Regions from separate parts of the Homo sapiens genome. Here region 2 is linked to region 1. The links are chromatin contacts, found by Hi-C or POLR2A ChIA-PET in ENCODE. All regions are on one chromosome and are shown on one strand. Each heading gives the region's core, a stretch centred on a gene start or an enhancer-like site at or near the end of the contact. The rest is flanking DNA. Distances are from core to core; before and after follow the strand shown.

Evidence for each region. A loop is a pair of places that touch in the nucleus more often than their neighbours do. ChIA-PET counts read pairs that join two places held with the same protein, here RNA polymerase II (POLR2A). Pooled maps may share reads with other maps.
Region 2: a map of K562 shows a loop between it and region 1 (4-fold over the local background). The contact joins two enhancer-like sites. A Hi-C loop is called at or near these places in 2 of 168 maps with a recorded cell type or tissue (K562 and naive thymus-derived CD4-positive, alpha-beta T cell), 2 of 37 single-sample maps with no recorded cell type and 8 of 50 pooled maps. POLR2A ChIA-PET finds 5 or more read pairs at or near these places in 4 of 52 experiments (OCI-LY7, T-cell, activated naive CD4-positive, alpha-beta T cell and 1 more).

What each region holds. Positions count from the first base shown.
Region 1 is chr3:177,552,818-177,558,799 of GRCh38, forward strand. The region is part of intron 2 of LINC00578 (long intergenic non-protein coding RNA 578); the gene reads left to right. Among named protein-coding and RNA genes, the nearest start is that of LINC00578, 110 kb to the left of the region's middle. Within about 2 kb of position 2,258, at least 2 of the 41 ENCODE cell types and tissues checked have a DNase peak (open chromatin) inside an H3K27ac peak, as active enhancers do.
Region 2 is chr3:177,775,323-177,782,025 of GRCh38, forward strand. No RefSeq gene overlaps it. Among named protein-coding and RNA genes, the nearest start is that of LINC02015, 38 kb to the right of the region's middle. Within about 2 kb of position 1,374, at least 6 of the 41 ENCODE cell types and tissues checked have a DNase peak (open chromatin) inside an H3K27ac peak, as active enhancers do.

The sequences.
Region 1 (5,982 bases), core at 1,008-3,507:
GGGCTATAAAATCACCTCAGTTGGACCCAAATGAATTAAAATGACCAGTTAACTCCCTTTGAGGACTTTTGACCAAAAAAGGGGCTCAAGGCCTGGCCCACACAAGTTAAGAATACTCCATTGAAAAAGGAAGAAAATCTCAGTATATAGTCCTCATATTTTTGCACTTGAGGGTTCAAATAATGATAATACAACCAAATCCTGAATGACTCAAAGATGTTCATATAACCACATAAATGTGTATTTTTGGGAACTGGGCATAATGTTAATATGTGAAATTGTGGCTAATCCAATGTTCCAATTCTGGCCTTGGATCTCTGCCTCTGTGTCCCTTTGGGCTTCCGCCTGGCTCCATTCTGCCTCCCTTCATTCCTGGCACAACTCTATTGTTTTCTAGTCCAGAACTTGATGTGGTCCTTGCAAATCAGAGAGCCAGATGGACAGGGAAGGAGGTAATATTGAGCCATCTCATTTGTCCTCACAGCATCCGTTTGAGGTAGAGAAGGACAGGAATTAAAAATGACATTATAGATAGACACACTGAAGCTCTGAGAAATCAAGTGCCAAGATGGTGGTGACTGGAGATGAAAACCTAAGGCTTCTAACAGCCAGCCTGAGACTCTCAGACTACATGAAGCTGCTAGCATACAACAGGAAAACAGTAAAGCTCGGTTAATAGTTTTCTTAAAATAATCAGTAGACCACATCCTAGCTAAACATAATGGGAAAATAGACAATATTTCTCTCTCTTTGTTGCATTTTTCAAGCTAGATTTTCTTTTTTACATCCCCTGCCTGGTCAAAAGCATCTGGAAAAGCAGCCAAGCCAGTGCCCACTGTTTCCCTTTTGTTCTCACAAAATAGAATTGCAAACTGAGATTATGCATACAACCTCCTGAGAGTGCAACTGTCCATCCCTGAAGCTGTCTCTCAGCACTGAGCCAGCCCAGTCGGCACCACTGGGCACCAGGCTCTGCCAGGGAAGGGTTTCAATACAAACATCAGGCAATGTGGGCTGCCAACCCAGGCTTCATCACTAAGTGCTGTCCACGTGTTCTGTAGAGACTTCTATGGAGGGGGCTATTTTCTTCTAGAAATATTGCTGGTAAAAAAGAGTCAATACCAGGACTTTAGTATCCTTGTGTAGCTCATGTCTATTTCAATGCTCTTGGATTTCTTCCTCCCAATTGTTATTGTCTCTCCTAGAAGCTTCCTACATTGAACCTTGATGACAGAAAATTGTAATGGAAAGAAAAATCTCTGGCCTGAGAGCTCTAAGACCTGGGTTCTTTTTAATGTATCTACGAACACATTCTATTGCTAGGCCGTTTATCTGGCAGTATGATCTGTCCTAGGGAAATTTTATTCTTAATTAAAAACATTGGTTTTAACCTCAAGGAACTTCCAATCTAATTTAAAGAGACAAGGCGTATGTAATTGTTCCTTAGTTAAAAAATTAATATTTGCAAAATGACTGTTGGTGGTCTAAGGGTTGCTTTTGTCTACCAAGTTAATTCAATTTCAGTGATTTTTTTAATTTATTGTTTACCCTTACTGAATTGCCTTGTTTTAATCTTTGTGGTACAGCCATTGCCAGCTGTAGACTTTCAGTGCTGAAGGTACTTGGAGTTCAGCTCTTTCTTTTTGCAGACAAGGGCACTCAGATCCAGAGACATCAATGCTCTTGCAAGTGTATAAGACACATCCTCTTCCAAATGTATAAAAAACTCACCTGCATCTAATAAGTCATAGTTACTGACTGAACAAGGATGCAAAATACTGAATTGCTTTCGGGCAGCCATGTCTACAAAAGAGAAAATACATTATTTTGTTCCTATAAATGTAGTATAATGCATCTCCAGTAGATAATTAGAAATTTTAATATATAGTAATAATCTGGAAAAGATAAATTTTAAAGAAATACCAGTTATGTCTGTGCAGACAGCATAACTGTTCACTTTCAATAAACATATGATGAAAGTACATAAAATGCCCCCATTCTTCTGTGAAATTATGTATGCAAATGCATCTTATACACCAAAAAATAATTGCAGTAACCTTTTAAATCTCATATAACCAAAGTGGCCTTTGCAAACACTCCTTGCCCCTTCAGAAATAATCACTTGTAAACAATACTCAGAATTAACAGGATTTCAAAGTTTTTTTCCTCTATTACTAAAAAAAAGCCATTGCAGAGAGGGCAAGGAGCTGGTGGGTGGGGAGTGGGAAGTCTCAGAGTTAAGCGCTACTGCTGCCAGAATTCCACACCCAGTGGCTGGTTAGTGACTCAATGTTGAGGGCAATTGAGACAGAATCTCAGCTGGTGCTAAAAAAAAAAAAAAAGGAGTGCAAATCTGCTCTCAGCAAGTAACAGCCTCCATTTTAACTTGGACCAACTGGGTGGAACTGCCCTTCCTTCCTAACCCACACAGTCCTCTGCTACACTTGACTTTCTTTTTATTCTGAATTTACCAGTGAAAAACACAGATGGGGGCTGGGAAGCACAGTGGGAACTGCCCCAGGCTGCACTCCAGGCCCCAGACCTGAATGGGAACTATGTCATTAGTCCATACATTGCTCTCTGGGTTTTCCTTGGCTTGTAAAGTACTTTTTGACTTATATACATTAAAAACAAAAAACAAAAAAACAGCTTGGTGTTGAATTGGGCAGCAGACCTGTCTGTTTGCTCAGCTTGATCTAAATTGGCTTTTGGTTGAAACTTCAGGTGGCTTTTCAGTTTGTCTATGCGCCTCACCCTCCAGGAAGACAACTTAGCCCCTATTTAGCATTTTTGCTGACAGAGAACCAGCAGGCTTGCTGTTTGAACCTACATTTGAATGTACTATTTGGCCAAAAAAATTAGAAAAAAATCACTCCTTTTAGATTTGTTGGATTTGGTTGCTTTATTTTTGGCCCAAATGCTCCTCTGTCATATTGTTTTACATTTCTCTGTAATTCACTCTTTTGTGGCTCTTTCAGCAGAATTCTCTCTGCATTGTCAGCTTTTATGAACAAATGGGAGACAGTTTGAATTATGAATAGAGTGTTCATCCATCACAATCCAGTGACAGGCAACACCTATAGACTGTCCACAGCACACAGATACTACCTCCATGGAAGACTGATTTTAAAAACAAAATTATCCCTTAATCTCTTAAATCAATCAAACCTTCACACTTAGTAGTTAGTGTGTCAATGATGAACATATGTATCCTCCTAACAAAGTAATAATCATTACAGTGCAGGTGCAATATTATATATTAATATCATCAGTTCAAAACTTTACACAGTGTATTAAGGAGAAAAAAATAGAAAACTAGCTTTCTTTTCTATGTTAATTTCAAACAACATTTTTCTTTAAAATTAATTTTGGGATTCTGTATTTGACTTAATGTAAATTAAAAAAATTTGGGATAACTTAGAGGTTCATAAAAATTGCCCTTTACAAAATTGCTGGGGTAGTTATGGTTGTATACTGATCTAGCTTAGAATTTATGAGGGAAACCAAGTGGAATGAGTGGATGGACAGACACAATTAAAGAATTACTGCTGTTAAAGGAAAATTAGAGCTTGACAATGAAGTGGCCCAAACAGGTTTTATTCAGGAACTATTGTAATAGGAGAAAAGAGATCTCAGTAGAGAACTGGGCTCAATTTTGAATACAGCTTGGACAAGTGGGGATTTATAGCCAAGAAGCAGGGTAGGGGTGAGTGGATGGAAAATACTATTAGGAAACAGCAGCGGTAGGGAGGGTTTTGGTTAAACAGACCTACAAGGATTCTTGCTGAAGGCAGGCTAGGGTGATCAGGGTGGGGGATAAGGAATCTGAAAAGATGCTGAGAATGATCAGAGATCACAGGTGGAGAATTCTCTCTAAACTGACCATGATGGTTAATATTGAGTGTCAACTTGATTGGATCGAAGGATGCAAAGTATTGTTCCTAGGTGTTTCTGTGAGGGTGTTGCCAAAGGAGATTAACATTTGAGTCAGTGGACTGGGGGAGGCGGACCCACCCCCAATCTGGGTGGGCACCATCTAATCAGCTGCCAGTGTGGCTAGAATAAAGTGGAATGAAGAAGAAAGTGGAATGGGCAGACTTGCTGAGTCTTCCAGCCTTCATCTTTCTCCTGTGCTGGATGCTTCCTGCCCTTGAACATCAGACTCCAAGCTCCTCAGCTTTTGCACTGTTGGACCTATACCAGGTTTGGCAGGGGCTGTTGGGCCTTTGGCCACAGGCTGAAGGTTGCACTGTCAGCTTTCCTACTTTTGAGGTTTGGGACTCGGACTGAGCCACTGCTGTCTTCCTTGATCCTCAGCTTGTAGATGGCCTATCGTGGGACTTCACCTTGTGATCATGTGGGTCAATACTCCTTAATAAACTCCCCTTCATATACATCTATCCTATTAGTTCTGTCACTCTAAAGAACCCTAACTAATACAGTGACTTAGCAGGATTTTTGCTAAAATGGCATGATGCAGGCCCAATTAGGTAGACACCAAGGTCAGACTTAGAGGAGCCTGACTAAAGTTTAGTGAAGGAGAGAATCTTTACTACTGCAAAGATGTATGATTCTTGTTTTAACTGGGGTAGGCTAGGTATATATTGTAACAAGCTCTCCCACCCCCAGATGACAATGTTTGTTTCTTCTTGCTGGTAGGTGGATGCTATGGTTTGAATGATTGTCTTCTCCAAAACTCATGTTGAAATTTAATTACCATTGTAACAGTATTAAGATGTGGGACTTTTAAGAGTGATTAGGCCATGAGGGCCCTGCCCTCATAAATGGATTAATGCCATTACTGGGGGAGTGGGTTTACCCCCTCATGCTCTCTGTCTCTCTTGTGCCCTCTCTTTGCCCTTCTGCCATGTGATGGTGCAGCAAGAAGGCCCTTGGCAGATGCTGTCATCGTGATACTGGACTTCCCCGCCTCCAGAACTGTAAGCCAATACCTTTCTGTTCATTATAAATCATCCAGTCTTAGGCATCCTGTTACTGCAGCACAAAACAAATTAAGGCGGTGGAAGAGAAAGGAGTTTGTTTTACACAGTCACTCACAGAACCTGGCTGATGTAGCCTTCTCCATCTTATACCTGCAATTTCTGGAATAATCTTCCCCCTTTGGTTACCATGGCAGGGAAAGAGACTAAAGAACTGTACCAAGGCTTTTCATTGCTTCATTCCAGATGTGGCCTTGTAACTTCTTCTCACAGCTCATTGGCCAAGCCAGTTACGTGGTCCTACCTAGTGACATAGGGAGCTGGGAAAAGTGTGCATATAGTGGAGTATTTCGTGAGGATTACTGTGGGTTCCACATTTACACTTAGAGATATGTATGCAATAAATGTCTTCTCCAGTAGCAGTCCCCTGTTATTCAATGTTTTGCTTTCCTTGAATTAGTGACCTGTGGTTAACTGAGGTCTCAGATAGGTGAGTACAGTGCCATAAAATATTTTGAGAGAGGGAGACCAAATTTACATAACTTCTATTACAGCATTTTGTTATAGTTGTTCTGTTTTTAGTTATTGTTAATGTCTTATTGGGCCTAATTTATACATTAGTTTTTTTTTAGATGGAGTCTTGCTCTGTCACCAAGGCTGGAGTTCAGTGGCACAATCTCAGCTCATTGCAACCTCTGCCTCCCGAGCTCAAGGGATTCTCCTGCCTCAGCCTCCTGAGTAGCTGGCATCACAGGCACCTGCCATCACGTCCAGCTAATTTTTGTATTTTTGGTAGAGACGGGGTTTCACCACGCTGGTCTCGAACTCCTGATCTCAGGTGATCCCCCTGCCTCGGCCTCCCAACATGCTGGAATTACAGGCATGAGCCACTGCACCCAGCCTATAAATTAAATTTTATCGTAGGTATGGACAAATAGTCCCCAATTTATGATGGGTTGACTTAAATGATTTTTCAACTTTAGGACTGTGCAAAAGCAATATGCATTCAGTAGAAGGCAGTACAATACTATTTTTTTGTATG
Region 2 (6,703 bases), core at 124-2,623, 220 kb after region 1:
TGTCCTATTCCTGGTGCTAGACAGATGGAGAGAATCATTGCCTTCCCTTAATTAAGGGAATCTAAGTCTAGTGGGGAAGGTAGACAAACAGAATTACAACACTAAAGGAAGGGTTCTCTACTAGTCTTATGAGTACCAGGCAGGGACAGTGCAGAGGAATGGTGACTGAATCTGCTTGAACCCTGGAGAAAGGGTATGGGGGAGGAGAAAGGAAAGGCAATTCAGTGAGGGATCAGCATCTGCAAAGCCACAGAGCTGTAGAAGGTTGTCGTGTGTTAGGAACAGGTGAGACGTTCAGTGTGCATGAAGGTGGGGCTGCGGGGTACCTAGTGTGAGGTGGTAAAAGTAGATGCCTTCCCAAGGCCCTAATTAATGAGTATCATCAATTTCAAGAGTATTTCAGATTAGTCTCTGCTCAGGGAAACATGAATGGCTGCAATCTTACAGCTCATATATGAAAGACACTTGGTAGAGGAGCTTCCCCAATTTGGTAATACTAAACATGTACATGATATTGTCAATAATAGGTTGTGAAGCTGAAAGAAATTCTCTCAATTATCATTAATAATAAACAAATTTTGATTAACCATGTTACAGGAAAAATGGAATGATCTTTCTAGTTTCTCTGTAGGAAAGGATATTACAGAATTTTGTCATAAAAAGAAACAGACTCTGCAGCCAAAAATGTAGAATACAGGCATTTAGGGAGACTTGTTAGAACATCAGTACAAATCTTATGTTATCGATACCAATTCATACAAATCTGTTATTTGTTTCTGGGTTTTGTGATATTTCTGGTATTTGTTGGCTTTTTAAAGCTGATATTTTTGCATTTTTCTTTTCTCATTCTGAATAAATATTCACTATTGACTTACTTTTTATAATTTTTCATACAGAGGGCATCATAAATTGTATTAGCTTCTGGTCTCCCTAAACCTCTGTTGGCCAGCAGACAGGAGCTTAGACTAGAAAGGTAGGTTGCCACCAATCTGGAGTCCGAGACTCACAAGATGGTAGAGGACCTGCATGTCCACCTGAGGCTTCCTGTCCTCATCTTACTAAAGAAGAAACTGGGCCCAGAGATGTCGAGTGACTGCTGTAGGTCTCAGAGCCTGCTGATAGCAGAGCCAAGAGTTGGATTTATCTTTGGCTTCCCTAACATGTCTTCCTTATGTCAAGCTCTGCAAAGGGCAAGCATCGGGTAGGAGTCACAAATACGTTGACTCACTTGTTTTGGCCGGTACAATGTTTAAAAAATAACCCAATGTCAATGCTTTTAGGAGGGACTTGCACTCTACCATTCATAGTTTCTTCCATTCCCATCTCCTTACAGCAAGGTGAGGCATGTACTCGCCCTGTGTCACCTGAGAAGGTATCTGGGTTGGGGCAATGGTACTTCCAGAGCAGAGGGGTTTTGAGGCTGTAGGCTTGAGACATTCTCCTCCTGTGACACATTGCTAAGAAATGTGGTGTTCCAAAATGAATCTGCCACAACATCATCTGTCAGCAGCTCTGGTATTTGAGTTCCCGAGTAGGAAAAGAACAAAAGCCACATTCTACCTGTCAGCAATCATGAAATGGTAGGAGGAACTAGCCATGCTGGCTGGTTTGTGGATGTGTGATCACGGGCAGGGAAAACTGGAGGAATGCCAACTCTTTGAGGGAGAAACGCTGCTTGTGACAGCAGCAGACCCACTCAGAGCATATTTCAGCAAGGGGCTGCTTGTATTTAGTTTCAGCCCTTGACCGCACCGTATCTGGCAACTTAAGTTCCAAAGAAAATACAATATTTCAGGTGTTCTTAGCATAACAGTGGACCAAGAGTGGGTATGTTTTCAGTTACAAAAGCAGCTAAAACTTCAATCTCAAAAAACAGGAATCCAAACCATTACATTGCTATAAAATTCTGGCTAATGGACATAGGAAACAGTCTTGTTAGCTGTTGCCAATCCACACCAAGAAATCATCTAAAAAGAATGGTTGTGTATTTGGTCCAGTTCAGTTCTCTCCTGATATCAGACTCTAAGGCCTTCTATAAAGCAGTCTAGACTATTTTACTTGGGGACATATCTAAGGATTTAGCATATATTACATATTATGACCTTTTATATTGTTCTTAACAAAGTCTACATTTATCTAAGACTTAACTATATGCATGGGCTTTACATTTATTATATCAAATTCATGTAACAATCTTGCACTCTTTTCATTTTATAAATAAAGTATCTGATGCTCAGAGAGGTCATATCTTGTATATGATACCGTGATGCAAGACCACATATTTATCAGCAGAGCTAGGACTAGAGCTCAGGTCTCTTGTTCCAAAGTCATGACATACTCCTGCCTCAACACAACTGCCATAAAGAAAAGCTCAAACCAATGTGTACCAGTCAATGTGACTCCCCTGAAGGCTTGTGTTGCACCCAGGTATGGTCCATGGGACTAGGGTCATCACCCTTTAGGCCGGTTGGTTGCATTCACTCTAGGTTGTCTTGCTGAGCTTGCAAGGATTGGCTGGGCAGCTGCCATAATGTCCAATGACTGCCTGCTGCTGAACATAGTTATCTTTTTCCTTCTAGGGAGATGTGGAGCACCAGGGAACAGGTTCACTGAGCCACCTTGTGTCCATCTCTGGGGACTGCATCTTCCCCCACATTCTAGCACCTAAAGATATAGGGGACTCCATCTTCCTTTGCTACCACCATTCTTACATTCTAACCTGAAAGAGACTTTGCCTACATGCCTTTGGTTTTCATCAACCTCCCAGTACCAGCTTATACCTTTGGTGGACAGACTACCTGCTGTCTTAGGACTTGGGGTAATTTATGTAGATTACCAAAGAATATTTTAAATAGTTGGTCGTCACAAACTCTAAATTCTAGGAGAAATTCAGGCTCTGTCCTCTCAACTCCCGTCACAGTCTTGCAAGGAGAAGGAGCTCAGACATGAACAAAGACAAAATTGAATCTTCAAGGACACACAGTGTTGCTTCCCAAAAAGGGGGCAGAAATTTTCAGCAGGAATTGTAGTGATCATAAATAGAACAGAGGAAATTCTCTGAGTCACTTTGGATTCTATCTTTCATCTTTAATTCAGCCATTGTGGAAGCACATACAAAATGATTACATAGTGGTTAAGAGAGTGTGCTCTAAATTGGAAGCATTGGTATGAACTCATTTCTAAAATAAATGTATGTGTATATACATGCAGGTGTGCTCAGGTAAATGTGTGTATGTGTGTATACATATGTGCATATGCATATTGTAAGTGTATATGTATATTTGTGTACATACATATATACATGCATCTATTTCCCAACTCTAGCTGCTGAAAAGACCTAGAAGAAAAAAAAAGTCTAGTAGCAATGAGCACACCTAGTACTCAGATTTTGTCCTCTAATACCATTCTCTACTGAAAGAACAAGGGCTCTTCTCCTCAGAGAAGTGACTAAATGTAGGCCTGGGACAGGGAAAGTTCTAGAAGCTAATGAAACATCTTGTTATGTCGATGAGAAGGGAAGTGTTAAAAAAAATGCTGAGGGCATGTCACAGGAAAAGAGCTGGCAGGAAGTGGCTCCTGTTGCCCAAAACTGAAACAATTTAAATACCAAAATATATAAGGACAGTATGACCATAAACCACTGAAGAAAACAGGAATCCATGAATCTGAACTAATTTATTTAATAATTAGATAAATAAATAAGTGAATAAACAGAGGAAAAAGGAGGACTCTTGCTTGTTGTAGAATGCCAGGTGCTGACTGGTAAATGTGGAGAAACTGCTGGAGTTAGAAAATTATTATTTTATAGCTGTCATAGTCAAGATTGGTCCAGGGCCAAATTACCAATGGATATTAAATCTAAGGAAGAATTTTGATGAGGAGCAGGATATTTTTATGTTTTTAAACTGACTCCCAACAGATTGCCTATTAGTTTCAAGGGAATAATTATATCTACACAGTGTAGAAATCAGACAATGCCTTGATTAGGTAAACAAAATAAAGAAGCAAATAAGCTTTAAAAAATTTTTTAATTTGAGGTGGAGTATCACTCTGTCACCCAGGCTGGAGTGCAGTGGCACAATCTCAGCTCACTACAATCTCTGCCTCTTGGGTTCAAGTGATTCTCCTGCCTCAGCCTCTCAAGTAGCTGGGATTACAGGCATGCACCACCACACCCAACTAATTTTTATATTTTTAGTACAGATGGAGTTTCACCATGTTGGCCAGGGTGTCCTCTAACTCCTGACCTCAGGTGATCCACTCACCTTGGCTTCCCAAAGTGCTGGGACTGCAGGCGTGAGCTATCGTGCCCTGCACAAATAAATATTTTGTACTTCCAGGATATAATACTACGAGAAGAACACAATATTACTTGTGGGGTATTCTGGCTGGATGTATAGCATAAATGTAAGTATAAGGAAACTTCAAAAAACTGAAAATTAGATATTTTCTGTTAGAAAAAGGAGGAAGGAACAGTATTCTTTTTTTTTTTTTTTTTTTTTTTGAGACGGAGACTTGCTTTGTTGCCCAGGCTGGAGTGCAGTGGCTCGATCTCGGCTCACTGCAAGCTCCGCCTCCCGGGTTCACGCCATTCTCCTGCCTCAGCCTCCTGAGTAGCTGGGACTACAGGCGCCCACCACCACACCTGGCTAGTTTTTTGTATTTTTTTTTTAGTAGAGACGGGGTTTCACTGTGTTAGTCAGGATGGTCTCGATCTCCTGACCTCTTGATCTGCCCACCTCAACCTCCCCTGTATTTTTTAAAATGTCAATGACATTAAAAAAAGAAAAAAAAAAAGAAAGAAAGAAGGCTGCAGAAATGTCCCAGATTAAAGGAGACTAAAGAAAGATGACCAGTGCAATACCTGATTCTGCACTGAATCCTGTACTGGAGGAAAAAAATTATGATATAAAAGACATTTTTAGGCCAATTGGAAAAATTAGACTATGGACATAGTCTAGATTAAATAGATTGGATTAAAATTTTATGTTAATGTTAAGTTTCCTGAATTAGATAATTCTGCTGTGATTATGTAAGAGAATCTCTCTCAGGAAATACACATTGAATTATTTAAGGGTAAAGGGGCTTGATGTATTCAACTTCCATATGGCTTAGAAAAAACATATCATATATAATATCTTATGTATTTTAATATCTATTTATTAGATTATGTAATATGTGTTGTATAATATAAAATTTTATTTATGTAGATAGAGATGAGATGGAGAGTGCAAATGATAAAGCAAATAGGGTAAATATTAACAGATAAATCTGAGTAAATAGTATGTCAGTGTTCTTTGTACTATTCTTATTCTTGCCAATTTTTGTAAGTTTGAAATTATTTACAAGCAAAAGGCTTTTTAAAAAGGGAGTGAAAGAATGAGAGAGAGAGAGAGAGAGAGAGAGAGAATCTGTGTACCAGTGATGATTATTATAGTTCAAAATCTGACTATTTTACTAGCTGTGGGATCTTTAACAAGCTAATTGCTCTGTGCCTCAGTTTCCTTAACTGGAAAATTAAAATGATAGTACCTGCCCTATGGGGGCAGGTGTTTATCATAATTATGGTTCTAATTTTGTCTGTTGCCTAGGCTGGAGTGCAGTGGAACGATTTCGGCTCACTGCAGCCTTGACCTCCCAGGCTCCAGTGATCCTCTCACCTCAACCTCTGAAGTAGCTGGGACTACAGATGCTCACCACTACGCCTGGCTAATCTTTGCATTTTTTGTTGAGACAGGGTTTGCCATGTTGCCTGGGCTGGTCTGGAACTCCTGAGCTCAAGCAATTCACCCCAGCCTCTCAAAGTGCTGGGATTACAGGCATGCGCCACTGTGCCCAGCCCAGGCTGTTTATTATTGTTGACTCAAATGTCTTTATTTTGTTAAAGAGATACCTTAGCTGTGGGAGATAAATTAGGAACTAGGGTAAAGCTTGGGGTTTGAGGCACCTAGCAGGATCTGAGGCAGGTCTCTAGTTGACGACGGAATGTGCATGAGATACCGCTGGGAGGAGGATCATTCAGATCATTCATATCCCAAATTCAAAGATTTGGAGCTGCAGTCAGAGGCGATAGTGAAGAGTGAGCATGCATAAATACCCACTATGAATCCCGCAGAGCTGATGGTGACTCTGCTAATTATTCAGTAAGAGATTCTGAGACTCAGGAGCCTGGTGATTTTTCTAGAAAATAAAATTCAAGAGGACCAGAGTCTTTGGGTGAGGGGAGAGTGTTTCCCAATAATAAAAGCAGCAGCGAAAATAACAAATTTGATGCTTGGAAATAGGACAATTATAAATAAACCTGGTACAAGTTCTCCAAAAACAGAGATTGCCTTGTGAAAAATTCTGTCAGTTAGCAGGATGCTTAAATGACAGTATCAGGCAAGAGGAGAAGAATGTTGGCAGCGTGTGGGAGAGGTTGAAGGCCACTCCTGCCGTGCCTACGTTGGTTTCCTAATTTGGGTTGTTTCTCTCACAAGTTCCTTATTTGAAGACAGCTTGGACAGTGTTATGATTAGAAACATAATCCATTCCACATGTCCCTGGAAGCCTGAGAGGCCCAATTGCAAGGTTTTTAGGGATGAATGCCAAGGAGGCCCCCTGGAAATCTGTGACCCTGGAGCAAGTCACAGTTCATCTGGCCAGACTTGAATAGTGGCTCTTAGTGGGGGCCAGGGCAGGGTCTTGACAGACCTCCTTTACT